4 separate regions of the Homo sapiens genome follow, and regions 2, 3 and 4 are each linked to region 1. The links are chromatin loops, found by intact Hi-C in ENCODE. Cell type or tissue: PC-3. All regions are shown on one strand. Each heading gives the region's core, and the rest is flanking DNA. Links, peaks and the distances in the headings are about the cores only. Region 1 overlaps LINC00886 (long intergenic non-protein coding RNA 886). Region 2 overlaps LEKR1 (leucine, glutamate and lysine rich 1). Region 3 overlaps TIPARP (TCDD inducible poly(ADP-ribose) polymerase). Region 4 overlaps TIPARP (TCDD inducible poly(ADP-ribose) polymerase).

Region 1 (7,965 bases), core at 1,710-6,709:
ACTTCTTAGATATGCTAATCATTTTTATCTATTTACTAAGTCTGGGCCCGAACTGCCAGCACTTGTTAGTCATTTTCTGGTTACTGTATGTCCTTGAAACTAATAAAACTGCATTTCCTTTGAATGCAGTTGGTCCAGATCGTAACTTTTCCCATATGTATTTATTTTTGGGGTTTGGATCATTTTCATCTTCCATTGATTTTCAAACTATTGCAAATTACACAGTTTACATGTTAAAGAGATCAAGTTGTATAGTAGAAGAAATCTTTCTGCAAGCTATGTGACATTAACCTTGCTGAGCTTTAGTAACCTTGCTCATTTGTAAAATGGAGATAATAATAGTACCTATTTCCTAGGAATGTAGAGGAGATGAATAGAGATAAGGCAAGCATTCTGCTAGTAAACAAGGTCCACATTATCACCATCATTCCCAATATGTTTTGAAGATTCTATGTAATTAACTATGCATTTTCTAATTTATACTGAATTATTCTCATTTTGCAGATGAAGACACAGGTTCAGAGAATTAGGAAGCTTGCTCAAGATCATACATGTTGAAGAACCAGCCTCCTCAGCTGCTTCTGATTGTAAACTAGCTGTGATCAGGGCACCACTCTGTTACAAAAGCAGTCTTAGAAATTAACCAGCACAAAGATCATCCATGACTAGTGAGTGCAGTTCTGAGACTGGTTTTCATATATGCCTGTAGGATCAGTCTCACTATTTTGAGGTTGTACCCTGGGCAGGGAACATGAGTCATTGCCTACCCATCCACTCCTCCACACTCTGACTGTCTCTGTTATGAATTAAGTCCTAAGAATTCTTATCTCATTACTCCCCATGGGGTTTCAGCAGCAGTCATCTCTGACTTGTATTTTCACCCTGCTAGTTAATTGCTTTCTTAGACTTTTCTATTCTGCTGTTCGATGGTAGCTCAGCAAGTGACTTTTCATCATTATAGAATAGGAAAAAATTGTTTGGGTTGTGGATTGGTTTACAGATGCTGCACTTTCCAATTCCTACCACACCATGACCCTGTAACCTGCTGGGAAGATGTAGCCCTAAGTGCAAAAGAAGCTCCCCACAAAATGTTATTTTCCTAGGTCCTTTTCCCAACCACATGGAGCAGATAAATGGAAGGAGAGGCATGTTGGTGGTGGTGATGATGGTGGTACAATTTTCCCTCAGTATCCACAGGGAATTGGTTCTAGGAAGCACCTCCCCAACACCAAAATCTGCGATGCTCAAGTCCCTTATGTAAAATAATATAGTGTTTGCATATAATCGACCCATATACTCCCATATACTTTAAATCATCTCTAGTTTACTTATAATGCCTAATACAATGTAAGTGCTATGTAAGTAGTTGTTATACTGTATTTTTTTACTTGTATTGTTGCATTGTTATTTTTTATTTTTCAAATATTTTCCATCAGTGGTTGGTTGAAACCATGGATGTGGCACTTGTGGATATGGAAGACCGCCTATAATAGTAACAATTATGGTAGTAGTAATGCTGGTGATGGTGTTGGTAACAGTGGTGGTGAGTAACGGTGTTGGAGAAATTTTTTCCACTCACGTGGAACCTCGCACCAGTCTACTCTCTGATAATTTGGATGTATCTCATAAATGGTATCTCAGTTTTCTTCAAGTTGTATATAGGTCTTCATATTTTTTTTTCTTTTAAAGTTTAAAACATCTACCATTCGGTCTAAAATAAATGCTTTTAATTTAAGGCCAGGGAATTCCACACCCTGACCAAGCTTAACTCACAGATCCTGTAAGTGCTTTCTGAGGCCCAACAAAGTGGGTTTCAAGATAACACAACTGCCCTGCCTGGTAGCAGAAGGTGTTTTAAGTGTGCCATGTGTCTGGCCTCAGAAGAGGCAAGCCACAGCACAGAGCAGGATAAGCCTTTGTGGGGCCTCAGAAAGCACTTACAGGATCTGTGAGTTAAGCTTGGTCAGGGTGTGGAACAGAATTTCCTGGGCTCTTTTAAGGTATGGTCTGGTCTTGCAGTCTATACTCTCAGGCTCTCTGTAGCCTCCTTCCTTTATCAGTGAAATGGAGGAATGCAACTCTGGACCTCTACTTCTCCTTTCTCTCCTAAGGGGCCAGAGACTGCCTAAACCCCACACAATAAAACTCACAGATCCCTCTGGGAGGCTGAGGCAGGTGGATCACCTGAGGTGAGGAGTTTGAGACCAGCCTGACCACCATGGTGAAACCCCATCTCTACTAAAAAATACAAAAATTAGCCGGGCATGGTGGCAGGCGCCTGTAATCCCAGCTACTCGGGAGGCTGAGGCAGGAGAATTGCTTGAACCCAGGAGGCGGAGGTTGCAGTGAGCTGAGATCACGCCGTTGCACTCCAGCAACGGGCGACAGAGCAAGACTCCATCTCAAAAAATAAATAAATAAATAAATAAACACCTCACAGATCCTTTGCTCGAGGTGTGGTTAAAAGAACAAAATTATTATAATTACTAGGCGAAACTTTAGTCACTCTGCATCACATCTTCCCCTACATGTGCACCCATGTGCGTGTCTGTTTCCAAGAAAAGGTGACTGTGGAAATAGGAAAAGACTTCTGCTGAAATGCTGAATGTTATACTGTTTTCTTGGGCCCATCTTAATAATCATCTACAAAGCTGCAATTTTGGCAATATGAGCTGGCGGCCTGACCTAACATCATTGTACTTTGGATCACTGAAGTGTCTCCTCACATGCCAAAACCTGCTGCACTTTCTTCCTACTTCGTTGCGGCCTTCATCAACCTTGTCCACCTCTTTCAGTCACCTGAGTCTCTACGTGCACTGTTCAGTATGGCAGCCATGAGCCAATGTGGCCACCAAGTATGAAGAAGGGAGCCTTCTGAATTGAATGTAAAATGTACACTGGCTTTCCAAGACTTAGCATGAAAAAAAAAATGTGGAATAACTCAATAATCTTTGATATTGCTTGCAGGTTGAAATGATAATATTTTGGATATAGTGATTTAAATAAAATATATTATTAAAATTAATTTTACCTGTTTCTTTTTACTTTTTAAAGTGTGACTACTAGAAAGTTTAAAATTGCAAATGTGGCTTGCATTTGGAACTCACATTATATTTCTATTCCGTACTGCTAGTCTAAATAGTTTGCAGTCCTTTGCACTGTTGTGATCTGTTTAAGGAAAATCATCCTTGGACAATACTGTCTAAAAGTTTTTAATTTTTTAATATAAATATCAAATAGTTTTAAGTGGCATATCAGCTAGATTCTGAATTTTAAATCTTCTTTTTTTAAAAAAAGAATGAATGTATGTGTCCAAAACAAAGGCAGTAGCACTGGAAATTCAAATCTGTTAAATCATAGCATAGATAATGGGACAAGCTACAGCAGTACTGGGACACATAATAAAAGCAATGGTTCTTAACCTATTTTAGTGTCACAGACCCATATTATTTATTGAACAAATATTTATCATGTGCCTACTGTCTTCAAGACTGTGATAGGCTCTGTAAATATAGCTGATAAACCTGATACAAGTTTTAGATCCTCTCCCCAGAAAAATGCATATACACATATACTTACAGATTTGCACCGAATTTTAGGCTCTTGAGAATATTCTGAGGCCCATTTAGGAATTCTAGATTGACAATTTCTAAATTTGAGAAAAGAGCTTGGGCTTTATGGCCAGACAGATCTAGACTTGAATGCAGCTCCACTAGCTACCAGAGTGACCTTAGACTGTTACTTATGTTCTTTAAGTCCCAATTTCCTCATCTATAAGATGAGGGGATATGGAACAAATTGTGAGGTATTTTAAGGATTAGCATTAACATATAGAAAGATATTTCTTGTTCAGACTAGGTGCTTAATAGATCATAACTATTCTCATCTTTATGTCAGGAGGTAGCTCAAAAGGGAAGTTAGAGGACAGATTCTTTATATCTGAATTTTCGGAGTCAAGGTTTTAAATTCTATAGTAACCCTAGAGATTAGTTGTTGAACAAAAATAGGTTTTGATTCTTCAACCACATCATGACCTTTTAAATAAGATGTCCAAAACTGGTATGTGAGTGGTCTGGGGTAAGAGCACATCTGCCCATGCCTTAAGAGATATTATGTGGCATGTACATATGTTTTTCTGTGGTTTGAAAACAAATTTGTGTCTGCAAATCTTAAAGATAGGTTCTGTTTTGGAAGGGATTTTGTTTCTTTGCTTGCTTTATAAAGGCTGTCCTGGTACGTATACATTTCTTTTCTGTTTTTGTTTTTTTGAGACGGAGTCTCGCTCTGTCGCCCAGGCTGGAGTAGAGTGGCGCGATCTCGGCTCACTGCAAGCTCCGCCTCTCGGGTTCACGCCATTTTCCTGCCTCAGCCTCCGAAGTAGCTGAGATTACAGGTTCCCGCCACCACGCCCGGCTAATTTTTTGTATTTTTAGTAGAGGTGGGGTTTCACCGAGTTAGCTAGGATGGTCTCAATCTCCCGACCGGGTGATCCGCCCGCCTCGGCCTCCTGAAGTGCTGGGATTACAGGCGTGAGCCACCGCGCCCGGCCACGTATACATTTCTTATTGGCAATTTCCAGCAGGAATATGGCAAACTTTAGGATAAAAGTAGCCTTAAATGAATAAGAACTTGGGCTAAGAAGCCAAAAGCCATGCTATTCCTATACTGCTTGTTCTTCCAGTGCCAAACTCTGGAATAATCCATCCTCCAAATCATTAAGTTAAAGGTAGAGTGACTCACCAACTCTCAGGAGGTGAGGGTAAACCAGACTTGTCATAATTTTATAGGCTCCTCTTTCCACTCACGAAAACAAGTTATGTGTGGCATTTACGTACATCCGTGTTGCTGGGCATTTTCCAAATGCCTCTTGGAGAACATTAAACAGGAAATTGATGCCACAGGGCAAATATTCATTCTTCCCATCCTCTCACAAAAACAAGTACAGATTTGCTGTGGCTAGACTGACTTCCTGCATTGTGCTGTTACTTATTCAATGTTACACTAGAAGAAAAAAAAAAGTACATTCTCCATTTCAATTTAGAGCATGTTGAAAATGGCCAAAATGTATAAACAAAAAAGCTTCCCTCCTGAGAGCACAGAAGTATAGATTTCTATGCTTTATAAAATCACAAAATCCAAAGGTTAATGATTGCTTTTCATGCGTATTGATGAAAGTCAATTTCTGTTACAGTAGACACACCAAATTTGGTTTAAACAATATGTGCTCTAGTTTTCAAATGACAAAGTCTGTAAGCATTTGGACACTGCAGCTTTACATATAAGGATGGCATCTTCTTCTAACCTGTAATAGTGGTCTTTGTTAGTGGCACCTCCTCAGTATCCATTTCTCCCCATTCACTTTATCAGCCCATAAACTGTTTTGCGATCCATGGGGTTTTAGGACAACTGAATCCACCTTCAGCCCCAGAATGGCTAATGTGCCTTAGGTTAAACTCTCCAATATATTATCTCCTCTAGCTAGAGATTTGTTCCAAGGGAATGTGTAACCTAAGTTCATCCAATCAAAGTAAATCTAGAGGTTTTTGCTGGGAAGAAGTTATGCTTTCTTTCCTGATAGACAAGAGCACTGAATCAATTGGCAGTTATCTTAGGATCATGATGAGTAGCAGCATTAAAATAAAGTAATTACTATGAAGAACAGAACAGAGAAACAATTGGAAGAAACCAGGCCCTAGATGCCATCATTTTGCTGCTGGATCAAGCTTTACCTGAAAATGTATCACTGGACCATTTAGTAATATAAACCATTAACTTTCCAATATTACTTAAAACCAGCTTGATTCAGGTTTTCTGTAATTTGCAACTAAAGCTTTGTAACTACTATACCTATCTGTTGGAAGAGATTTAGAAAAGAAAGGATGAGAAAAGGATGAGGGGAAAAAAATGTCTCAAGTGCCTTTAATGCCAGTGCTCTTTTCTATCAGGAAAGAAAGCATAACTTTTCCTCAGCAAAAACCTCTAGATTTACTTTGATTTGATGAGTAACCACCATAGTCATGTGAGGTGGGAGAAAAGTGAATCCATGTACTTCTTCCTGGGTCTAGGAGAGGTAGGAAGCCTTAGCAGCAGGGAGGGCCTACTCTCAACTAAGGTCACTCTTATATCCCTGCTCCTTCCAGGCTGAACTGCAACACATGCAGTTTGCAATTACTGAAATCATTTGACCACCATTTCTCTCAGATGGTTTCTACCACCTCCCTCTGAAGAATGATATATTGTTATCTCCCATTTTATAAATGAAGAAACTGAAGCCCAGAAATCCTAAGTTTCATATATATTAAACAGCAGTAGAGGATAAAGCTCAGATCTTCTTATTTCAAAACCTAGAATCTTTGTCATATAACACATATCATCCTTGTTACCCTTTTTGTATTGTATGTGGTAATTGGGGTCATCTAGAATGAGGCCTGGAAGAATTTCACATCCCTACCGTTTCCTTCCCTCTTCCTTCACTAGGAGTAACCAGAATGTATATTGTTCCACACAAGAATTAGGTCATCCTAATTTCTTTCAGCAGTGCTCCATGCTCCAAAAGTACCACCTTCCAACACTCCATGACCTGACACCATCAAGAGTCATATTTCCTCAGTCCGTAGGATAAAAATCTGCTAGAAATGCGTTTGCTGAATGAATGCACACTAAGATATGAAATATGATAAGTTTTACGTGTTACTCCTGTCTCTGAACATAAATACTTTATAAGTGAGCACTTAGATAGCCAGTGCCTTCCATTGAAGGAGTTAATATCGTGTCTATATTTTAGGCAGTATGGCAAGTTGGAGGCAAAAATATTTTGAGTTGAGGCCCTTCTTGGTAATGTTGCACTTAAACTATTTCTTCCTTCACTTACTCACAAAGCTTCACTTTTGCTCCAGCCCGCAAGTTTTCAGATAACTTTGGGTACACCTTGATCCAAATATAGAAATACTCTTTGCCAGCCTAACATGGACTCAGTCATTCCCAAAGTAATCACACACCCCTCAGCTTTATTCAGCAAACTTTACTGAAGGCTTACTGCATGCTGGCTCACTGTATGCGTGCTTACTCCCATGCAATATGCAGGCACTCCAACAGTTTAGGGTGTGGACTTGACAAAGATACCGTGTTACTTAGGCTCTTTTACTTGGCAAGGTACAGAGCATACTTAGGTTACTTGAGGAGACAGAAATTGTTAGAAAAACACATGGAAAACTATGGAGCTACAAGAAGACTCTTGTAGGTGGCCCGGTCTCACAGAGAACTAGAACATGGTATAATAATAGTTCTGAAGCTCTCACAGTATGACAAGAGCTCTGGTCATCTGGACATCACCTCAGGTTTGTTTATCTATCTAGTGACTGTACAATTACTGTGACTCAGCCATTCTCTTATCTTCCTTATTTTGCTTCCTTTTGTAACTTTTCTCCACTTCATGTCTTCTCCTACCTCATTGCTTCTGTTTTAAGCCTTTACACATCATGCCTCTGAGTTTCTGATGCTCTCTTCTGTCTGTGGCCCACCTTGTGTGACTCTACTCAAAAGCTCCAAGAAAGAGGATCTGTCCTAAGCATCTATTTAAGTTCTGAAATCAGTTTCCCCATAAGGATTCATAGGGCCTTAGGACCAGGCACCAACACCTAGTTTAACCAGAGGCATATTGATTGTCCTAAGTCTGACAACCGTTGACTTGGTCCCTGGGATGCTGTAGAGTACCCCTGGGAGATTTTCTTCTCTACTGATTTTAGCAATAGACCTCTCCCTGACCCAAAACAAAATGACCAGACTAGCCAGAACAGAATGACAGGTCACCATATATTTAGTGGTAATTTGGAGGAAAAAAACAGTATTAGAGGGTTAGGGTACTAAGCACTGAAAGCAACATGGGAAAAATAAGGAAGCAAAACTGGCTAAGCCACTAAAAAAACATGATCTCATTTAATCGAGACCTAAAAGGATTATTATGTG
Region 2 (7,965 bases), core at 1,040-6,039, 78 kb before region 1:
AAGAAGACCAATCTGCCTCCAGCCTGTCCTCTGCATTTTGGGGAGGAAGAGGAAAAAGGAAGAAACAAAGGAAAGAGGTGGTGCAAAATTTCCCAGAACCCCCCAGCAGATTTTCACTCACATCTCATTGAACAGAACCTTCACAGAAAGTCATCCTTAATTTCAAGGTAGGTTTAGAAAGTAAGTGTCTGGCCTTTCCAGCATCTAGAGAGAAAGTTAAGCTCTTCTGCCTACAAATATCAGACAAAGGAGAATTCCTCAAACATAGCAAGCATACGTTTTTCATATCTGCTCATAAATGAATTAATTCAACAAATATTTTGAGAGCATTACTATGTGCCAGACACTGTTAGGTGATAGAAATAGATAAAGCAAAGAATCAGACTGGTTTTCATGGAACTTAGCCAGGAATGCAAACATTAAACAAATAATTGTATTTAAGGAGCATTATAAAAGGGAAAACAAAGGATGTTCATGGGAACCCCATTAGAGGTCAGCAAATGTCTTCCTGATGATCTGGCATCTCAGCTAAACCCTGAAAAAAGAGGTATATAATCTCTTAGCAGAAAGAGGTAGCAAAAAGAAGTAGATAATCTCTTAGAAAACAGGAAAAAACGTGTAAGGTGACTGAAAGAGAGTGAGGCTCGAGGGATAACCAAGGGTGAGAGGTCACCCAGACTCTCAGACCATAGAGAAGATTTTGAGCCTTATTCTAAAGAAAACATGAACCTATGACAGATACAATGATCAAATATGCATTCTGACACAACCACCAGGTTGCAGAATAAAGAATGAATTGAAAATGGGCAATGATAGAGGGAGATGATAGAGGGATGACTGTAGATGTGCAAACAAAGAATGGACTAGCATCGTGGTTGAATGAATTGATAAACATATGGACAGATTCAAGAAATATTTAAGAGGAAGGTGATATGGGAAGAATCAAAGATAATGCTCAGGATGGATGATAATCATAATTACATTATATAAGCCATTCATATGTTTTATTAAATCTATATAAGATACAAATCTCACACACCCCCATTTAATACTCAGAGTAACTCCATGACAAAGGTAGTATTAGTATTCCCGTTTTACAGACTAGAAAACTGAGGCAAAGGGCATTTAAGTAATTTGCCCAAGTCCAAGCTACTAATAACTGGTGCAGCCAGGATTCAAATCCAGGCAATCTGATTCAAAACCCAGCCTCAACACTACCTTAATGCTGCAGAGTGATGATGGGGGTAACATATGCTAAAGTTAGGAACACAAGAGTAGCAGGTAGAACACAAGTAGAAAGAGGATAAACAGTTCACTTGGGGACACATTAAAGCTTGTGATACAGCCAGGTGAAGATGTTAAAAAGAGAGCTGAAGAGATTAGTCTGGGGCTCACAAGAAATGTTAGAAGTGCAAGTGGTGATTCAGAAGCCTACCTCAAGAGAGGGTAACTAAAGCTTCAGGGCTGAATAAAAGCAACTGGAAACTGAAGAGAGAATGTAGAATAAAAATGGAAGAGAGCTGTGGACAGGTCCCTGGAAGTCTCCAGTATTTACATAGCAGGAGGAAGTGGAGAGGCCAAAAAAGGACAATAAAAAGCAATAGGTATCATGAAAGGCCACATAAAAAATGAGAATATGATATGAAATAAGAGTGTTTTAGATAAAAGGGGTAAAATACTGTGTCAAATGCTATTAAGAAGTCAAGAAAGACAAATAACTAGCATACTTTTTGGATTTAGTAACATGGAAATAAATGATGATCTGAATTAGAACTTTTTTTGAAATGTTGATGAATGAAACCAAATTACAGTGAACTGAGGGATATATGCATGTGAGAAAATGAAAGCAGTAAGTCCAGGTAATTTATTCAGTAAGAATGGCAAGAAAAGGGGGAGCTAAGAAAGTATCTGGAAGATGCCTCAGTTTAAGTGAAGATTTCATTTGTTTATTTGGAGTCCTGAGGAAATACTGTTGGAAAAGAAGGAGTTTGTAGAGAAAGAAAAGATGAAAATACCATAAAACGAGGAAATAATAGGCACTGCCAGATTCCTGGCAGCCAGGGTACTTGTATGAAGAGTGTGGTTAACTGGAGTCATCCACATTAGGAGTTTTTCCAGCTGATACGATGGAAGGATAATGTAAATGGGACTTGAAGATACTGTCAAAGGATGACTGACATAACAAACATGGCATCTAAGCTGGATAAGAAAGAAAGTGACAACAGAAAAAGAAAGAGAGAAGGTAGAGGCATCAGCAGACTTCAGGACGCAATGAAACTGATCAAGTTGGACAATGAGAAGTACACAAAGAATGGGATGTCTAAATTAGTGACTTCAAATGTGGAGCCACTTTAGTTGATTAAAATAATTTTCCATCTCACTACATCTTCACTTTAGTTTAAAATGTGGCAAATAACACATGAAGATTTCTTGCTGAGTTCTTCACAATGTTTCTAGGGATAGCTTCCCTAACAGTTCTGTCAACTCAACCAACCCTGGTTGAGTTGCTAACACTGGATGGCTTTTTGTACAACTGGGTTTCTTCAGTCCAAGAAGACAAGGCTCAAGATTTGGTGTGCCTTGTCCTTTTAAAATAGGTGCCTCCAATGACAGTCTCTTCACTCTACCATAACTTACCATAGCTGTATTTGTTTGGTTTCTTCAACTAACCTGAATAGTGATATCATATAAAAGAGAAAGATAAAGAATTTGATCAGCTGTGTGAGCATCATTATTTAATCTCTTTGTGTTTGCTTAGCCATCTGTAAAATGGATATAAGAGTTGTGGATCATACTTTAGTCAATGAGTTAATTCATTTTTCTCCAATTTGAAAGCTGTTCCCAGTTATAAATATGTAAATAATATGTAAAGAATCTGAGAAAAATTCAAATTGTCCACTTTTGTGAAGGTGCATTAATTCAAACCTGCAACAAATAAAAATTAACCTGTTCTTAAGCTAAAATAACATGATCTGACTTGTTTGTTCAGGCGTTATGGTAAGTGAGGCAGTAAGGAGATGGGTGGAGGGATGAGGGTCAAGAGAAAAGCTAACTGAAAGACAAGCCAGAGGTGCATTCTTTAAAATAATTTTGCTGCCTCCTTGATGAAGAGCAGCATGGAGTCCAGCATTAGACGGGGTGGCCACCTATTGCCTATTAGGACTGGCTTCAGATACACAGATAGTAGAAGTTCTCACCAGAGCCTAATTACTCTACTGAATTATCTCGCTTAGACTTCCTGGGGATTTCTTCCAATGTTAAAGTCAGCCTTGCTTAAATAAGCAAACAAAAAACCCACCTCCCCAACCCCTGCCTTATTCCTACTCCTACAAAAAGGCTATGAGTATGAAAATCCCTGGAGCTCAGGTAAAAGGATTTGCTGGAAAGCCAAACTTAACTTTTGACCCTTGAGGTCGACATATTCAAATTCTTGTTTTTTGTCCAACGTCTCCCTCCCTTTTCCCTCCTATGTTGATAATTTTATTATGCCCTTTTAAATCACTGCATATCCTTTCTGCAAAGAAAGGGGATATAATAAATAAAAGTAATAATTAAGTTCTACAGTTATGCTTTCCATAAAATCTCTACTCCACTGAGTGGAACTCCACCGGCTGCGAACTTAACCAAAGCTGGGCTAGACTTTGGTTAAAACACCAATTAAATTGGAATTAATTGTGGGAGAGCTGAGATTAGGATATTTCCTAGACTCAAGAACTTCCTTTGTGAAATTAGTCAATATTTAGATATCCAAGTTAGGTATGAAAGTGACAATGTTTATAGGGAGAAACAGTATGCTACTAACCTTAGTTAACAAACATAGAAAAAGGAAAAAGGAAGGTGAGGGAAGTGAAAGGTAACTGAATTCCTACCAAGCAATGAGTAATGTGTGTATCATCCCTGTGAAGCAGCTCTTTCTCCGTCCATTTTACAGATGATGAAACCAAAGCACAGAAAGATTAAGGGGCAAAGTCATAGGATTAGGTATTAGCAGAGCCTGTACTCTATACCACATCATACACTGCCTCCCTTCGAATTCATTCTTATAATTCCCACTATGTTTATGCCAATAAAAATTATTTTATTTGTTATAATAATAAGTAACTAATTTTAAGCAAGGGAAATTCAAAGTGGAAAGGTGAATAGAAAAAATAATAAGTGGCTGGGCCTGAAACTGCTGATTAAAAAGCTTTGGGAGAAAAAGAATGCCTTAAAAAGACAAAGCAGAAAAAAAATGTACCTTATTTTGGTAACCATGTTGCTACAGCAACATCATAATTATACACGAAGGGCTTTCAAAGTTATGCTGGTAATAAAAGATATACACATATACATAGGTCTATCAATATTGTTAAATAAGTATCAATCTCTTTAACCTTGCCAGTTTTAGTAACAAGGAAACCCAGGTAAACATTATTTATACTGATAGTAAAAACCCCTGTCAACTTCTATTTACTGTTTGCACATGTTCATGGAGAGAAGAAATAAAAGAAAATAGTATGTTCTATACCTAAGGACTTTGGTCTGGAGCACAATCTAGTGTTGGTGTGGGAGAAAAATGAAAAGATAATAAAAAGATTAGCTGATCTTAGATCTACATGTTATAAATAAGCTTGTTTAGGTTCCTCAAAGTTCAAGTAATGCATAGCACAAACATCAATGTAATAAATTCATACTTACACATCTAGACAAAAAAAGTGATATGAACTTCTAGATTTAAAATTATTTTTTAATGGCCCTGTGTCTACTGGAGCCATTTTTCAATGGCCTGAAAATGAATGTTTTTCCACAATGGTACTCAACGTTTTTTCCCTGCCTTTCCCATGTTCCTATGCCCAAGCAGACTTCCATCAGTAACAGTCCTCATTTTACTGTAGGAATTCTTACCACACCCCAAAATGGGCAAATCAGAATCTCAAGAGAGATGTGAGGGATTGAAAAGGCCCCAGAGATTGAAAATAGTTCCCTAGGAAGTAGGCCCCATCCCATAAGAACTACAGTTCTGCATCAGTTCTTTGTTCTATCAAATCTTGATTATTCAAAATTAAGTTGTCCCAATCATTTTTAGCATAAATGCCCTTTACACTACTTCCATAAACACCAAAAAGTGCTGCAAAAGTACAAAAAGCAGAAGCCTGGATGAGACATGTATAAAAGATAAGACCTTTTATAAAGGGAGTTGTTGATGTATTTATTTTCTCAAGATACTATTTTTCTTCCTCTCAGTGAATGAAATTAAGCATACACATTATACTCTGGAGAAAAATCTAATGGCCCAGTGAGGCAGGCCCTGATAGTGTCTGTTTCCTTTTCTTCCTTACAACAGTACCTGATATTGTTTCAGGAAGCAACAAGCCAACACCCTGCAGCCAATGCCTCAGACTCCTCTGCAGTCATGACCAATAGCACATAAGGTGAAACTTTCTGAAAAAGTTTTTGATCTCCTAATATAAGCATTTCCCCTGACTGCTTCCCCCTTCATATTCCTGCCTAGAAATTAAACATGATATCTGGTGATACAGAAGCCATGATGAAATCATAAGACCAGTATAAGGCTAAAAGCCTACTTACTGAGCAAGACAGAATGAGAGATAGAAAGGGATTGAGTTCCTGGTGACATCACTAAGCTGCCCATACCCTTTCTTCTTCCTTCAAGAAATAAACCTTTGTCCATTTAAGCCACTTACTATAGATTGTATTCCTAACTGATCCAGCCAGTCTAGGTTGGAGGTAGGTAGGTTTAGCAAGGAAGGAAAATGACTAACAAAAGCTGCCTTGTTTGCCCCATCACCCTCTACTCCAGCCAGGTACACTTATTTCCTCCAATTCTCTCCATTTGTAAATTCAGACACACTCTCTGCATTAATTTGGTCTCAAACTGTAGACTCAGTCTGGATCTCTGGACCTTTGGTACCTACCTTAGGTAGCCCTATCCTTGGGCTGACTGCTCTAAACTGACTTATCTGGCTCACCTAACATGAGATAATTGCCAACCGAACTCTTAAGTGCTGTCCCTCATAAACAAGCCTACATTACTGTGGATTAACTCTCCACATGACAGTCTCAATTTGGCATAAGCGGAGGAGAAACTGAAGAGGAAATGTTTAACAGCCACTTAGAGATGCATTTTATTGTGTAACTACTGACTTCTGTAATCTACTGATATTTGTGAGAATTTAACCAATTACCTTCTTTAGAAATATTCTAAGTTACTCAAAATAATATTTAATTTGACTAAAAAACCAACCCAAGATTTCCACCAAGATGGAGTAGTCCCATTGTTCCCAGATCCTCCTTACAACTGAAACACCCCGAACATAACATAAGCAGCATAGAAAGACTCTGAAAAGTGGAAAGAAGGCAGATGGCCTAGGGACCTTCGGACTTGATAAATACCAAGGCAATAAAATCCATGAGTTTTCTTATTGACTCTCATATATCCCAGACAAGGTGCTGTCGAAGTCTCCAACCCAGAACCACCAACAGCCATAGACAAAAAAGAGCTCCAAGAAAAATTTAATCCACCTAGCTGAGTAGGGGAAGGGTGACTGAATGACAGAAAGTATTCTTGGCAGTACTTGCCGTACTCCAGCCAAACACCAACAGTATAGATCAGTGGTTGCTAAGTGTTAACGGGGAAGGAGGATGCATAAGTAGAACACAGAGTATTTTTAGGGTAGTGAAACTGTTCTGTATGAATGAAACTATTCTGTATTAATGAAACTATTCTGTATTCTGCAATGGTGGATAATGTCTTTATACATTTGTCAAACCCCTTAGAATGTATAATACCAAGAGTAAAACGTAATGTAAACTATATATTTGGGATGATGATGATGTGTCAATGTAGCTTTATCAACTATAACAAATGTATCATTGTGGTGTGAAGAGGAGGCTGTGTGAGTGTGGGGACTGTGTTATATGAAAACTTTCTGATCCACTCAATTTTGCTGTGAACTTAAAACTGCTCTAAAAAATAAAGTTTATTAATTTGTTAAAAAGTCAGTATAAAACGTTGTGAAGTGTAAAGATACAAACTATAATTTTTTTAATCCAGTGTTAGAAAAATTTAAGGTCAAGAAGGATATTCTATATCAGCAAAACATATAAAATCTAAAAAGATGGTTTTATATACCCCCATGAACTTAATTTTGACATAGACAGAAACTGATAAATCCATATTCATTTTGAAGGACTTCAATATTCCCTTATCATTTTTCAAGTGAAACTGACAAAACTAAGTACAAATATATGTAATTTGAATACTGCAATTAACCAGTGTAATTTAATGGATCTATTACAAAGTTATATCCATTAAAAGGAGACTATGTACACTTTTGAGTAACTACAGAATATTTCCAAAACTTATTGTTTATTAAACTCTTAATACGGTCTCCCAAATAGGTTATATTCTCTTCAACCTGGAATAAAAATAGACATAGATAAAAGGATAGTCAAAAAACAACCTATCCATTTAGAAATTTAAAAACATTCCTCCAAGTATTTCTTGGATTAAAAAGCAAATAAAAACTAAACTTCATCTTATTTAGAAGTAAATGAAAATAAAATACTATTATCAAAAAGTTTGTTGTTGCCAAAGACTGTTGCCACAGGAAAACTTAATAGCTTTAAATTTATTTATTAGAAAAAGAGACTGAAAATAAATTAACCAAAGACTTCAACTCAAGTAAGTAGAAAGAAAACTAAACATTAAAGAAAGGATAGAAAACAGATTTTTTTTTTTTTTTTTTGAGACAGGGTCTCGCTCTGCCATCCAGGCTGGAATGTAGTGGCATGATTCTCGGCTCACTGCAGCCTCCACCTCCCAGGTTCAAGCGATTCTCCCACCTCAGCCTCCCAAGTGTCTGGGGTTACAGATGTCTTCCACCACACCCAGCTAATTTTTGTATTTTTAGTAGAGAACGGGGTTTCACCATGTTGGCCAGGCTGGTCTCAAACTCCTGACCT
Region 3 (7,965 bases), core at 2,966-7,965, 77 kb after region 1:
GAAAAGAGTACTTGGTAGAAGATTCCTTAACAAATTGAGGAGATTGATTCATAATTCACATGTCAATTTTTTATAGTAATATGTACTTCTAATTTATTATTTATACTTGAATTGTGACCTGAAAGATGAATTGGAGATAATTAGTCAAAGGGCACATGGAGTATGGAAGGGGGCATGTTGATTAACCATACATAGAAATAAATATTCTCTTAGTTATCCTTGAAATCATATTTATACTATTAATTTGCTCAGTGCACTTTTTTCAAATACAGAAAAAAGATTCTCCATTATAGTTACAAATTTTAAGTTGGTGAATCCAAGTGAATGAAATATCAGCATAACTATGTGGGCAAAATAGATAGAATTAAATGCATGAATTTTTCTCAGACTTATTTTATCTGCCTCTGTAATATTTAACTTTAGTACCCAGGCTTGTTCACTACTTCTGCTTTACAGGCTTTATTTAAATCTGAACAATCCCACAGGGAAATCAGAATTAGGAAAAAAATCTGGAGAACAATATGGTTGAAATAGAAACAAGAGAACGCACCTAGGTTAATTCCCTGAATCCTACTTGAACAATGTATAAATTTCTCTTTGCATATAATACATATTTGTGAATGAGACATATTCCCAAAAAATTCTTATCTCTGTATGTGATTGGAAAAGAAAAGATCACATTTGTATATTCAACAATCTTTCACCTATTTCATAAGTCATTTTTTCATCCTGTATAGTATGGGAATTATTTTTTATGTTAAATAGAAACTGAATGTACTGGGTTGAATGGTGTCCTCTCCAAAATTCATGTACTTCCTGGAGCCTCAGAATGTGACCTTATTTGGAAATACTGTGGTTGTGGTTGTAAGTAGCTAAGATGAGGTCATACTGGAGCAGGGCAGGCCCTTAATCCAATATGACTGGTGTTCCTTATAAGAGAAGATAGGGCGGGCATGGTGGCTCACGCCTGTAATCCCAGCACTGTGGGAGGCCAAGCCAGGCAAATCGCTTGAGGCTCAGGAGTTCAAGACCAGCCTGGCCAACATGGCGAAAACCCATCTCTACTAAAAATAAAATTAGCCAGGCGTGGTGCTTGTAATGTCAGCTACCCAGGAGTCTGAGGCACAAGAATCACTCGAACCCGGGAGGTGGAGGTTGCGAGATCACACCACTGCACTCCAGTGTGAGCAACAGAACGAGACTCTGTCTCAAAAAAAAAAAAAAAAAAAAAAAAGGAAGAAAGAGAAGATAGAGACACAGGGGAGAATGCCACATGAAGCTGGAGGCAGAGATTGGAGTGATACATTGTGGGAACCCTCAGAAGATAGGAAAAAAGCATGGAATAGATTCTCCCTCAGAGTTCCAGTAGTTGCCAACCCTGCTAACATGGTTTTGCACATCTAGCATCCAGAACAGTGAGAACGTATTTCTGCTGTTTTAAGGTACCCAGTTCATGGTAATTTGTTACAGCAATCCTAGGAAGCTAATACTCTGACAGAAAAAAATCTTGGATAATATGCATGAGAAAAATCCTTCAATAAACACAAAATTGGTTTCAAAATGTTTTCATGTAAAAATAAATTAACTTTTCTGTAATAAAAAAAAAAGAAAGCTACTTTATATCCTGGAGAAAGGAATTTCCTGGGCTCTGAGCTAGTTAATAAGTAATTTCTAACTAGCTTGGTTCTCTTCCCCACATAAGAAGAACACTTAAAGGACGCTTGAATCTGCAAAGTAAATTTACTATTAGACAATCTCAATGCTAAGATTTTCCATCCTACATCTTTTTCACTAACCAATTTCCATTCTCCCCCATCTTCCACAAGAGATCTGTTTTACTGGGCTATCTGACTAACTGTAGTGCTTGCCATTATTCAGTATTTAACTGCTCCTTTGAAGAAACCTTACTTTAAATGGGTTTATCTTTAGCATGTAGATATACCACTTTCGGAAAGCCACTGGTAGTCTACTCTTGGAATTTCACACAAATTTTAACACTTTCAACAGGCTTTTGAATTTTTCACATTTGTAGAGCTCGTTTTAATTATTAATTTATATTGGAACAGTTCTCTGATGATTCTCCAATATCATTACTATTATTTTTACTATTTGTATTAGTTTTCTATTGCAGCTATTACAAATTACAACTTAGCAACTTTAAACAACACAAATTTATACTTACAGTTCTGGAGGTCAGAGTCCCAAAATCAAGGTGTTGGCAGAGCTGCATTCATTCTGGAAGCTCTGGGGGAGAAGGTGTTTTCTTATGTTTTGTAGCTCCTAAAGGCCATCTGCATTCATTGGCTCATGGTCTCAGCCTCCATCTTCAAAGCCAGCAGTGCAGAGCATCTTTCCATCTCTGACTTGTCTCCTTATAAGGACCCTTGTGATTACACTAGGCCCACTAGAAGATAACCTATCTCAGGAGTCGGGATTCCTAATCAATAGTGCTTTTTTTGCCATATAAGGTTACATATTGACAGGTTCTTGGGATTAGGACTTGGACACTTTTGTGGGCCATTATTCAGCCTACCACAGTACTTACTATTCCTTCTGCTGCTACTACTGCTATTCTTACTACCACTCATTAAAATTTGATTGTATATCAAGAGCCAGGCACTCTTCTGCTTTACATTCTTTATCTCAGCCAACAAGCCACATATTCAAATTGTGCAAATAACTTTCTTGGGCAGGCTTGTAACTAAGCCATTGCTTTCTGATAAGTAAATGACACTAATTTATCACAAAATTGAATTCCCCTAACAATGACCCACAAAATCTGCATTCCCACTCCTGTCTAGCACTGACTTGTATGTGCCTATGTTATTAATAATTATAAATAAGACTGCAAACTTGTAGCTTAGAAAAATATAGTCATAAATCTATAGTAATGGATATAAACTGGCATTTAGAAATCCAGCTACATTTATGAGTGGTTGGAACTAATGCTTATAGATACTGGATTCAATTAGCTTAGACCACTGAGACTAATGCTAATTAGATTCATGATTGCTACTTCTATAGGGAATAGTTAATTACACCCAGTTTAGAAACTATGACTTAAACCCTTATCCAAAATACTATAAAATGCATGACCTTCAAGTGAGACCTTTGACAAAAAAAGTGTAGGTTAATGCCCCAAATCTATCACTGCTGTTCAAAAAACAATTTATAAACTGATGGTTGCACAAGAATTTCTTATTCTTATTGACGAGTACTATATTATCATGTAGTTGTGTAGCACCTGTTGAGTGTACTCTTGCCACTCAAATCTGTTAAATAAGATCCTTAATATACTGTGATACACTTTGAAGAGCAGCGTGATGTATCTAACATGAGGCCCACCAAATGGACAATTCGGCACCTAAGACTTGCTAAGCATTAGAAGGGTTAGAGGCTCTTGAACTGGGTTGAACCTATTAGCTATCTGATTTAAGGCTATTTTAAGATTGGATATAATTAAGGACATGCACCTAGTTAAAAAAGGAAATTATTTAAACATGAATATAGAAATAGTCTAGCCCAGTGGTTCTAGCCTGTTAACTATGAACACCAGCAGCATATTGGAATTATCATAAGGAACCATTAATCCATTTAAGCATCATATATGTCTATAGACTAAGTATATCACACATATCAAATGTAGATATATATATTTGTGACGAGTAATCCAAGTTTGATTAAAAAAAAATCATTGAATTCCTGGTAGCTTTTGGTCATTCTGCATTTTAGAAATCATTAGGTAATTAAGAATTACTATGATAATCGATGAAATTGACATATTTAAAATGGCTGGGCACTGCTCCTCTAGCTTGAAGAATTTGGCAAGTGTTCATGAAACACTTCTACCACACAAACACTTCCATTCACGTAAGATTAAAGCTTCAAAAGAGCTGCCATCTGACAGTTCTATGCAGGAGTTGTCTTCCAAAAGATACGTGAAGAAATGAGTTAAGCAATAAAATAAGACCAACTAATTAATGCTGATGAAATCTTTCAATAGCATCTTTTTCTTTCTATAATGATGGCTTACAAGTAAGATTAGAAAGTTAAAGAAGGTAAAAAGCACTGTTTAATTTCTTTAACTTGGCCATAATAAGAGTACTTAAATCAACAAACTAGATGGGACTGTTTTTAAAACTATCTTTTAATGGAAAATGTATCTGGCTTTTAATTTGTAAGTACATGCTATAAGTTGTTTGTATAGCACTTTACAAAAAATTTTTGCATTGTAGTGTTTTAAAGTTAGATAGTCTCATCATTTATAGTCATTTAAAAAAGTCAAAGATGAGAAAGATGAGAAAACTAACCATGTGGTAAGGTTAAGTGATTTGTTCAAGGCTGTATAGTTTAGTTACAATAGAAGAGCTTAAGTTATTTTTTTAAAACCGCATGGTAATAGCAACAACATACGTGGTATGGATTAGATTCCAGAAAAGTACTATGTAGGATTTTCTAAAATGTGTTTTGACTGTTAGATTCAAACTAAGGAAATCTAGAAACATCTTGCAGTAATCTTACTTTCCTTAAATGAAGGAGGAAAAAACCTCTCTTTAAACTGACAGTATGGTATTGGATTCCTATTTAGTCATTTTCAGACCTTATATAATAAAATTTCTTTACAAGTATATCAGGCCCTAGTGACTTTTTATAACCAACTAATTGTTTACTAAAACAAACAGGTTTGTAACAAGGTGCAGAGATGGGTATTAGATTCATAATACCAAGGATCCAATATTTATAAACTTTGGACACATACAAAATCTTCCTGTCTATAGGATTGTATGACTGGAATCTCAGGGAGTTTGTAGACTCTCTTTTCCTGGAAATCTTAACCATAGTTTAAGAGCAAGTTCCAGCTTCTTGAAATGGTGTAAATTACAGCTGTGCTGGTAGAAGTTACTGAATGCCTTTTAGTATGTTTTAAATCCATAGAACCATTACAAAATTTAGACTGACTTGGTAGTTATTACTTAGTTAAAACAACATACGATGCTATTACAGGGATATAAAAATCATTACACTGGGGCTAAAAGCACTGTTAGAAATGCTTATGTATACTAATCAGATGACTTTGCTAGCTGGCTGAAATCTAAGGGGCTTTGAGAGCTGATGAGACTTCTACAATTCCATTCCCCCACTTTTTTTTTCTTGAGACAGTTTCACTCTGTTGCCCAGGCTGGAAGTCAGTGGCACAATCTCGGCTCACTGTACCTCTGCATCCTGGGCTTAAGCCTCAGCCCCCTGAGTAGCTGGGACCACAGGCACACATAACCGCACCCGGCTAATTTCTCTATTTTTGTAGAGACGGGGTTTCGCCATGCTGCCTAGGCTGGTCTCAAACTCCTGAGCTCAAGCAATCCGCCTGCCTTAGCCTCCGAAAGTGATGGGATTATAGGCATGAACCACCATGCCTGGCCATACAAATCCTTTTTATATTTCCTTCACACCCAGTGAAAGGGACAACCTGCTTATGTTTTTCTCTGCAGCTGTCTGCTGATACAGATTGAGTTTCCCTTATGGGAAACACCTGGGACTAGAAGTGTTTCGGATTTCAGGTTTTTAAGTATTTGTGTATTTCCCAGTTGAACATTCCTAATCTGAAAATCCAGAATCTGGTATGTTCCAATGAGCATTTTCTTTCAGTATCATGTTGATGCTCAAAAAGTTTTGGAGGCCAGGTGCAGTGGCTCACACCTGTAATCCCAGCACTCTGGGAGGCCAAGGTGGGAAGATCACCTGAGGTCAGGAGTTTGAGACCAGCCTGGCCAACACGATGAAACCCTGTCTGTATTAAAAGTAATAATTAAAAAAAAATCAGCCGGGCATAGAGGCGGTTGCCTTAATCCCAGCTACTCAGGAGGCTGAGGCAGGAGAATCGCCTGAACCTGGGAGGTGGAGGTTGCAGTGAGCCAAGATCGCACCACTGCACTCCAGCCTGGCGACAAAGCAAGACTCCGCCTCAAAAAAAAAAAAAAAAAAAACTTTTCCATTTCCTCCAAGTATTACCTGCAAAATAAAATATTGATTCTTCTCTTGTAAATGATAATGGGCTGCTAGATAATGTACTTTCTGTAGATTCACACTGCAGAAAAGTTTAAGCAGCAAGTTCTGGTTAGGTCTGTTCATTCAGTCACTCAATCATACATTTAACCAACCAATCAACATTTACAGATCACCAACTATGTATTAATCCAGTGATCTTAAATGGAACCAAAACAACAACAAATTTTAAAGAATTACCATAAGTTTTATTTTTGCTTAGTTTTATTAAAAAAATAAATATGTCATAAAGCTTTCTTTTTCCTTAGGGAGAAAAAAAGGAACAAGTCTCATAAAACCAAATAAGCAATGGTAAGGTGTCTTAACTTGAAAAAGATTAGGAGTCACTGGTTTACAAGTTATAATTGAATGAAAGAACTGTAACAGCCACAGTTGGCCATTTCATGCCAATGGCAGCAAACAACAGGATTAACTAGGGCAAAATAAATAAGTGTGTGGAAGCCCTGATAAGTGCTTAATAAACAGACTGATTCACTGAGACATCAGTACAGATACATCTTGCTTAAACAACACAGAAGTTCCTGAAAAGTTTTGTGTAAATGATATAACCACAAACATTACCAGGAGAGCTTGGTAACTGAAAGAATTCCATGGCGAATTCTTTTGTGAACAACTACTTTCACTTTTGTAAATCCAGGTATTTGCTTTTTATAAGGAGTTTACCTAGTTGCTACCTCTCTGAACTGAGGAAACAGCATATTCACCAAACGTTGTGCTCCAGCTGGACCACTGGCACAATTTCCAAGTTTGTGTTTCTATTAAGTAAGTAGTGTAAGTAAGGTACAGAGTCAGCCAGGGAACCCAGCTGTATCTGACAAAGCAGGTGTAGGAGTGGGACTGCCATCTACCAATAATTCCAGCAAATACTTTTGCTAATATACTTTGTGCAAAACACAGTAATAACCTTATCAATTTGGCTATAGATGTACTTCCTTTTTCTAAAACTTTCAGTCACAAGCTAGGTCTGGAACCCGAAAAGGAAGTAATACTTCTAACCCTCAAGACTGCCTTTAACCAAATTAGCTGCCCAACTCCTTCAAATTGGAATGGATGATAATGAAAGAGACTGAGTTTTCCAAAGCTGAAGTTTAACAACACAAAAATCACATTTCATATCACTAATTAGTGAAAAGTTTTGCTGGTGACAAAAATTTTTCAAATGGTTGTTTTTTGTTGTTGTTTTAACTTCCTCTAAATAGAACTCTGAATTCTGGGGCAAACTCTGCAGAAGTTAAAGTCACTGATGTTCTCTGGTTGGCTGATACATTTTAGTACTGCTGATAGAAATAAAAATTTCTTTCTACCCACCAGAATTTCATGAACTTATACTATACCAAAGCAGTGATGCTTTGGACAGGGAATACGCATGGTAGTACTAGTTCCAGTAAGTTTTATCAAACGTAAATAAATAAATAGAATCCTCACATTGCTCACAGCCTCCATTCCATTTGGTCAAACTTCTACCAGGCCCAAGCCACATTTAAATTAGGCTGTTCAGTTTTTTAATTTAATGCTCCTAATAACATTGCTGTCTATATGTACAAGTGTGAATGAAAAGAGTGTGTAATCTGTAGTCTTTTCCACACTGAGTACACTAGCAATTAGTAAATAATTAAAGAGTAAGTGGTCATTTTAAAACTTGTATTTTTTTTTTAAAAAAAGCATTTTCTAGCACTTTAAAAAATGGGTCTGAAAAGTGCCCTATTAATGTCCAATGCTGTTCCCCACCCAGTCCCACCCATTCAAAACCTGCTACAAATGCTGGATTGAGTTCATATCAAATAATTTAGCAGTACCAAGATTTTTCAAATGGAAACAGTGTTACTGACTTCTTCATATTGGATAACAAAATAAGGGTAACTCTGGTCATCATTAAAAATGACAAAAATCTGAGGCTCAAAG
Region 4 (7,965 bases), core at 1,006-6,005, 91 kb after region 1:
TACTAGTTCTAATTTTTTAAGAAACCCTACAAGGTAAAATTTTTCTAACGGGCACTTAGAAGAAAGAACACACTTAACCCAATCCAATATATATTTCTAAGATTAATCTTACTACAAATTTCTTTTGGATACTGATCATTTCAGGGATTTTTATTTGTATTTTGTTTTTACTGTTCCCCTTCCAAACATGGGATTAGAATCACTAAGATTTTCTCATAACAACTTAGGGAAAACAGTTTGAGCTAAAATAAAAACAGTAGGAATATAAAAATGGTATCTTTTCCTCAAAGATCAGCACAAAAAAACCAACCATTACGCTAGACTTCTAAAGTTCATAAAACCAAGTAAACCTATACCATTTTCAAAATCAGTCTCTAAAAATAGCATATCTGACTGGAGTAGATAATGATTTCCCTAGAGATACTAATTTTCAAAGGTGGCCATGTGAATGGTAATGTGCCCCACCTTTTGGTATCTATAAAGATGTGCCACTGGGTTGTCTGGAGACCAAAGGAAGAAACAACTCTTGGCAAAATGGAAGAAAAGCTCACCTACAATTCAGAAGAGTGAGTTCAGTCCTAACCTTACATTAAGAAACTGTATTCTTAGTAAGTATGACAAGTAATTTTAGTGAGTATCACAAGAAGAGGTGGCTTACCTAGCAAATGAGAATGTAAATTATTTGAAAAGGTGAACTTTCCCCATTCAAATTCCCTCAAGTAAAAGGAAAACAAGAAATCACCTTGTAGGACTCTCCTCACTTGCCCCGGCAGTTTGGCTAAGTTGTCCTGTAACATAGAAGGGTCTCATCTTGAAAGTAGTTTCATGGAAGGAAAAAATCTTCCATGAAGGAGGTAAATGCAAGTTCTGTGACTCATTCCAGACACAATTATATTTAGTTGTGGAAAAATGTTAACTCTAAAAAATCCAATAAGTTACTCATTCTTCTAGTGTAACTGGATTTATTGTAGCTTATTTACACTCAATTTGTTGAGGAATTAAAATCCAAAGACTAATTTGGAATTTCACATTCTAGGAGTACTAACCAAGGTAGACTCTTATTTATTTTTTATCTCTAGTATTCAGGAATGCATTTACATAAAATGAGAGTAAATATTGCAACTTCATACTCGACACTTACTGTAAATATGGAAGCAGTATAAAACAGGAGCGGAAGAGGGGTCTCCTTTTTATCTCTCTCCTGAAGAATGAATTGTGGAGGATGTAGTGGTTATTCCACATCATAAATCGAACCTCTTTCAGACCCCGAGAGTTGGCTTCTTCAATCAATCGAATGACAGACTATGGAGGAGAAAACAGAACAAAAAAAAAAAAAAAAAGGAAAGTTAATAATCATGGTTAAAAATGAAAATTAACCAAAGGCAAAAGTTAACCTCACAGGAATTTCAATAAAGTACAGTGAGTCTAAATAACTCCCTTTATATGCTAAGATTTTTTTTCCCTTCCAAGTATGTAGGGTGGAAAGATGCTCCCTGTTCATAAGGCATGGATTTCCACCTTACAAAACATGTGGGGCCCAGGGAACTATTTTATTCTATTTTGAGCCTTAATAATATCATAGAGAGTTTTCGTTCATATTTCTTAAGGGAGTTTTCAAAAGAGGAATTAAAGATAGTGATGTTGGCCAGTATCAGTGGCTCACGCCTGTGAGCCACTCCCCACGCTTTGGGAGGCAGAGAAAGGAGGATTGTTTGAGGCCAGGAGTTCGAGACTAGACTGGGCAACATCGCAAGATCCTGTCTCCACAAAAAATAAAAAATAAAAATTAGTTGAGTATGGTGGCATGCACCTGTAGTCCCAGCTATTTGGGAGGCTGAGGCAGGAGCACTGCTTGAGCCCAGGAGTTCAAGATTATAGTGAGCTATGATTGTGCCACTGTACTCCAGCCTGGGCAACAGAGCAAGACCTCTCTCTCAAAATAAATAAATAAATAAATAAATAAAATTTGAAAAGGTGGTGGTATATAAAGTTCAAGCTCTAAACCCAAAAAACTTCTCAGAGGAAAAACACAGGAACAGTCTGAGTATTCTGAGAGTACATTTTAAACAGCCTTGTATTCTATTTGGAAGGTAGATAACTAGTGATTACCAAGTATTCTGAGAGTACATTTTAAACAGCCTTGTATTCTCTTTGGAAGGTAGATACTAGTGATTACTTAAACTTACTTAGTTTAATATTGTGTTTAACAATAATTAACATACTAGGTTTTTTTCTTTTGCTATTGTCTTTAAAAATAAAAGTAAGGTAGATAAGTTGTTCCCCCCTTTTGTAATGCTGGAAATGAACTTAAATTGAAAAAGTCAGATCTTTGGAATGTGAAATTAATCTCTAAAGTCCATTTGAGGTTGTTTAAATGACTCAGAATTGTCATTCAGAAGCAAAGTAAACCATCATCATTTTAAAACCTTGCTTTGAGACTGAAGGGCTATTATCACTGTCTCAGACTAAGGATGCAAGTGCACATAGGAGAAAATTGTAAATAACTGATTTCCCTGACCACAGCTCAATAAACATTTTCAAGTACTTCTTCCAGAGACATGAGTGATTGTTTCCATTGGGCTTCTAAAATGCTAAGTGTAACACTTGATCCAATCTCCATAAGCCCAAGAGCCAGATATAATCAAAAGTTATACCAATTCTCATGTCGTGAAAATTACTCCACAGGCGGCAACAGGTCAAAATATTTCATCTCTATAATGCAAGATTCTGTGGAAAGCATTTTATTTATCTGATAATAGTGGTATGCTATCTTTGGATTTCAAATTAATGGAAAGAAATAAATTTTAAGAAAAAGAGAAAAGTTTTCTTGTATCAATGAGACTCAATTTTATATTCATAAGCTGTTTGATTATATGCATAGTTCTGCCTAGTCATTGTTGTAAAGAAAGAATAAAAGAATACAGGAAGAAAAAAATAAATTTGAAAAATGTACTTGTCAACAAAGAATCTGTAAATACCTCGGGATACTCTCTCCATCCAAAGTGGTCCCTACAGAAGAATTTCCAGACTGTGTGGTAAATAGAGTTGACATTGCTAGAGGGTGGTGTGGACAGCCTTCGTAGTTGGTCAAATTCAGTTGTTTCATACACGTTCATGGCATTCAAATCTGCCCAAAATTCTTGTCCTCTAAAAAAAAACAAAAACAAAAAAAACCCAAAAACCTGTTAATAAATTTGTAAAACAGAAATATCTAAAAATATCATTGGACATTAAAAATACATAGCATAGCCTGTTGTAGAATTTTCAAAACTTGCTTTACTTGGAGTAAAAGCATATTTATTGCCGGTTGTTTCCACAGCATCCATTTCCTACATGCCCTTTCTAATCAAGACCAAAATTTCTAGGCCATGGAATTATAGTAAGATTGATTTAACCCCACAGCACCACTGGCCTAACCCAATCAAAATAAGCCCACCCTCCACTCTACAGTGGGCTGGCCTCAGCCAATCAGGGAGTCAGTTTTACTATGATGCTATATGTAGAAACTAAACATAGACAGAAAATTTCTCTTCAAGCTTGACCTTTTTTTCAGAGGCCATCAGTTTACTTGAGCCAATACAGGAATACACAGTATTGCCTGATCAAAGACAGAATAAAAGAAGGGAAAAATAAAATGAATCCGGATAAAGCCAGTATTAATCCACCCAACATCAATATTATCTTTTATCCTGTGGGTTGAAAAATGTTGGCAAAACATGAAGAAAAAAAAAGTTTGGATTATTATGAGGTTTAGCTTTGAGAATATTTTGGTCATCTTATTATCTGGTCGACTGCTGCTGAATCATTCCTTTACAAATGTCTCCATACTGTTGGAGGGAAGTCCCACTATATGAATCAGACTCATTTAATAATTTATAAAAGGTAGTCCAATAAAAACATTTGTGTTTCCTCTTTTATGGAACTTCACCTAGAGTTTGAAACATTTGAACCATTATTTCAAATAACTGGCATAATGGTCATTATACTCTTCTCTCTTTTCTTTTTTGTGTATGTTTGAAAGTTACTATAAGAAAATATAAAAAATTAAATATATGATAACAGCACAGATATTGTAGCATAGTGTACCACAGATTTCTAAATGGATGTCTACAACACAGGAAATACTCTAGATCTACAGGCATTCAGAAAGACTGGTACATGTGAAGTCTAGGTGTTGAGACAGATTTTCCCAATAATTAACTTATTTCCTTGCTGTAAATTAGGATTTTGAAAAGGATATTAAATTTGATCTGTGGTTGCACCACTGCACTCCAGCCTAGGCAAAAAGAGTGAAACTGTCTAAAAAAAAAAATTTGATCTACGGGTTTTGCTAGCTAGCACATTTTCCAAAATCTGCTCTTAGAATACTTGTTTCAAAAACTATTAACAGGTATTCTGTGCACAAAAGATTCTGCAGACAAATATTTGAAAAACAGATTATACAAATATTTGCCATCCTCTATCCCAATGTTCACAATTTATGAATCAGGTTCTACACTGAAAAAACAACCATATAACCAACTGATGAAGCCAAAAAGTATGGAACTTACAAAAAAGCAGTATACTCCTTTAAAATTCCTAAAGATCTTGCCAATAAACCCCAAACTTCTTGCTTAGTAAGAGTACTAACTAGTTGGATATGGTCTCAAAAACAACATATAATATTAATTAAGTATGAAATAAGATAATATAATGTAGTTTAAAATAATATTTGGCCACTGTTTTAAAATGATTTATGGTAAGTAGGAATATTTAATTCAAATAGAAAAATGTTTCTGGGAAATCCTAAAAAGTGAAACAAACACGACAAAACAAAAAAACAAAAAAAGTCCTGTAAACTGGAACTCCTATGCCTAAATTAAACTTCATATCAAGTTGCCTTAAGCAATTTTCATTAACTTTAGGAGAATCTGATGTTATGATTGGGAAGTGAGATAAAAAACTTTCTCCCTGTTAAGATTGTTTCAAGTTTCTAAACATATTTTTCCCCCTTTAAGCTTATCGCCCAGCAACTGTTCCCAATTATGAGTCACAAATCCTCAGTATTTCCTTTAAGGAGTTCTTAGAACAGCAGTCATTATGTTAACATGCATTATAATATAAACAGCCAATGCTTTTTGCTGTTTAGTGTCAGATTTTATTCTGGACATCACTCTAGCAATTTCTGTTTAAGCCTGTATTACTGAGACTTCATAGATAATGATTTGCATGAGAAAGACATCTACAACTGCAGCTTTTGCTACATTCTCTGTGCATGTCAGTCCTTTGGGCATTATGAAGTTTCTACGACAAATCCTAATTTACTACAATCAACTGTTCTTTGGATTGATGTATCAAAGTACTGTTTTAGCTCTATTTGATTTTCAATATGCTTTTTCTAAACTTGACAGAGACAAAAATCATAAATTTGAAAAACATTAAATTATCTTTTTGTAAGATTAATTTTACCACCTGCTCTCCCTTAAACAGGGAATGCTTTAAAAATCTAAAGCCAAGAGGTTTTTTTCTCCACAATCTGCATCAGCATAAATGTGTGCAATATGGGTGCCAAATGTTCAACAGCCACCACATTCTTCTTTATCAAACTATTGCTTCCTATTATCAGAAAGCAATTATGAGTCATCTATGTATGATAATCGTGATGGTGGGCTCTACTGGGCAATACACGAAGAATTAAACAGATGTAGTCCCTGTCTTCCAGGGGCGTTAAGAAAGGAATAACTAACAAAATGTAAGCCAAAGAAGCAGTACATCTGCCTATCTAAATTCACCAGTGGCAAGTACATTCAGGAAATAAGAGACAAAGAATAAACATGCAGCAATATGGGAGAGGAGGTGGTTATTGGCATCCAGTAATGGATAAAGGTCAGGAAAATTAAGAGGTTTTACTTTATCAATCCAAGATAGCTTTCTGCAAGAAGAAGAATCTTAGAAGCAGTTTAAATAACAGGAAATATCACTGTAAGTAAAGAGCTGTAAGAACAAGGAAAAAGAGGTCTCCAAGCACTTTGCTTCTTGAAAGACGGGTGGAGACAGGATTGGTACTAGTTGGAAAAGGAGACCTTCTAAACAGGGGTATCTGAGAGATGAGGAAATGGGAACCTGTAAATTCCTATAAGGGGGTAAAACAAGCAATGTGAGAGACTTCAGGCAACAAACTGTGGACGTTTAAGTCCAGGGTGTCAGAGCCTTAAGATATAAGGTTAGGAATTTACAGTATTGAGCAGATGAAGTTAGAGTCAAAGCAGTAAATACAGGATGTTGGAAACTGAGCAAGAGAGACAGTGCTAGAGATTGGGGGTGTCTCTGTAAAAGCAAGGTGCAATAATCCTTGTGGATGAAAACCCCATCTGGTCTAAAGGCATCTCTACTGAGGGACAGCCAAAAAAGAGTATGGGTAATAGCCACTGTACAGTAGGATTTATATCTTGCTATTTGTATCAGATGGCTAAATCCATCAGTATTGTTTTATCTAAGATACAGCCCTATCATGAACCAGAAGAAAACAAAACCTTGTGAACAGACTGCTGATTTTTGCTATTAAGGGAAGAATGAACTTGAACCGCTGAAATATTAACAATTCTGTTTTTCCACATCTCACCACCACACATCCCACTATAAGAATCCATATACAACACTAATTTAAAATGCTGAAAAGGACGCCCATTCTCATAATTTAGATGCTTTATAACAATGGTTCTCCTCTTATTCAACAAATATCTGCACATACCAATTAAGCCAACATTTTCCGACATACATTACCAATGCATAGAGCACCAACACCCACATTAAGTCAGAAAGTATGCCGCACATATTTCTTTAATAAGTATACTAATATCTTAGTATTTAAGATCCTGAAAAGAAAGTAAAAAGGACCTATGACATGAATAATAAACAGTTGGAATGCAAACCAAAACTAAAAAAGAAAAAGATGCTAAATGAAACAGAAAATAGTAAGAACACGACTTCTTTCTCAGATAAATAGCTCTTGGGTTTATACATTTGGGAGCTCAGTAAAGAGTGTAACCATTTTAGGCAGTTTCTCTGTTTATAAAGTGTTTGTAACCAAGAAGAAAATGAGACCAAAAAAAAAGCAAAGTAATTTAAAGTAGACACATTAATTTGGTACTGGGCTCTGCTTTGGCCATAAGAAAATGAAAAAGGCAAAATGACACAGAGCACCAATCTAGTGGGAAAAGGAAACCTTGCAGCATAGTGTGAAGTGTGGCACAAAGGTGGTCAGAAGCAGATGGCTTACCTCTGCTGGAAAAGGTGTCAAGAAAGGTGGTCAAGGGAGTTGTTCCAGAGTGGATAAAATGTGAGCCAGGTCCAGCTACCAGGCAAACAATGGGAGGCAGGACACCACATGCGGAGTGACTCCATGTGTAGAAGCTAACCAAACAAGGCACACAAGAATAGTGTGCAAGAGGCACACCCAGTTCATGTGGGAGGTTAGGGTATATGTATCTATGAGAGATAAGGGATAAAACTGGACTGGATAAGTTGGCTTGGGCCAGATAATGAAGAGCTTTGTTTACTGTGTTAAGAAGTTAGGTCTTGATTCTATGGGCAGTAGGAAACACCAGTGAATTTACAACAAAGTCCAGACTTGCCTTTATAAAGGTCACTCCAGTTGTAGTGGTATAGAAGAATGATTTACTTATTTATTTTTGGCAGTGGACAGGTAGAGAAAAACCATTCAACTGCTAAATATTAGGATATTTATCAATATTATTCTATGAACAGCCATGTATAGTTATTAGAACTGCACAAGAGACATATGATGAAAGAGGACTAAGGAGGCAATGTAGGAATGAGCTGAAGTATTTAAGAGTTAGAATTTAACTGCATGAAGGATAATTACACGTGGGGCAGAAGAGAGTGAAAAGAGTCTAGGATGTGTCCCATGTTTCTGGTCTGGGTGGTTGGATAATGGTGCTATTAACAAGACAAATTACCAGACGT

Evidence for each region. Peaks named below come from ENCODE experiments on the same cell type or tissue, not always from the same donor. Only the 100,000 strongest peaks of a DNase experiment are listed, where the experiment ranks them.
Region 2: a loop joins it to region 1, with 8 times the contacts of the local background. A loop is called at or near these places in 2 of 110 quality-filtered maps.
Region 3: a loop joins it to region 1, with 2.3 times the contacts of the local background. A loop is called at or near these places in 2 of 110 quality-filtered maps.
Region 4: it touches region 1 in a loop (6-fold over the local background); 2 of 110 quality-filtered maps call a loop at or near these places.

What each region holds. Positions count from the first base shown.
Region 1 is chr3:156,781,185-156,789,149 of GRCh38, reverse strand. All of the region lies in intron 1 of LINC00886 (long intergenic non-protein coding RNA 886), which reads left to right. Among named protein-coding and RNA genes, the nearest start is that of LINC00886, 32 kb to the left of the region's middle. RefSeq lists an enhancer at 726-795. In PC-3, for the core only: no CTCF peak of the experiment used is centred there; DNase peaks (open chromatin) are centred at 4,819 and 6,619; H3K4me3 peaks cover 602 bases; H3K27ac peaks cover 3,852 bases.
Region 2 is chr3:156,858,458-156,866,422 of GRCh38, reverse strand. All of the region lies in intron 3 of LEKR1 (leucine, glutamate and lysine rich 1), which reads right to left. Among named protein-coding and RNA genes, the nearest start is that of LEKR1, 36 kb to the right of the region's middle. In PC-3, for the core only: no CTCF peak of the experiment used is centred there; a DNase peak (open chromatin) is centred at 3,882; H3K27ac peaks cover 1,678 bases.
Region 3 is chr3:156,705,035-156,712,999 of GRCh38, reverse strand. It overlaps TIPARP (TCDD inducible poly(ADP-ribose) polymerase), which reads right to left. Exons shown (of 6, transcript NM_015508.5): 6 at 6,230-7,965. The coding sequence ends at 7,869. It also overlaps the pseudogene METTL15P1. Among named protein-coding and RNA genes, the nearest start is that of TIPARP-AS1, 33 kb to the right of the region's middle. In PC-3, for the core only: no CTCF peak of the experiment used is centred there; no DNase peak of the experiment used is centred there; H3K27ac peaks cover 1,035 bases.
Region 4 is chr3:156,689,202-156,697,166 of GRCh38, reverse strand. It overlaps TIPARP (TCDD inducible poly(ADP-ribose) polymerase), which reads right to left. Exons shown (of 6, transcript NM_015508.5): 3 at 2,979-3,147; 4 at 1,142-1,302. Among named protein-coding and RNA genes, the nearest start is that of TIPARP-AS1, 17 kb to the right of the region's middle. In PC-3, for the core only: no CTCF peak of the experiment used is centred there; DNase peaks (open chromatin) are centred at 2,446 and 3,816; H3K4me3 peaks cover 1,409 bases; H3K27ac peaks cover 3,667 bases.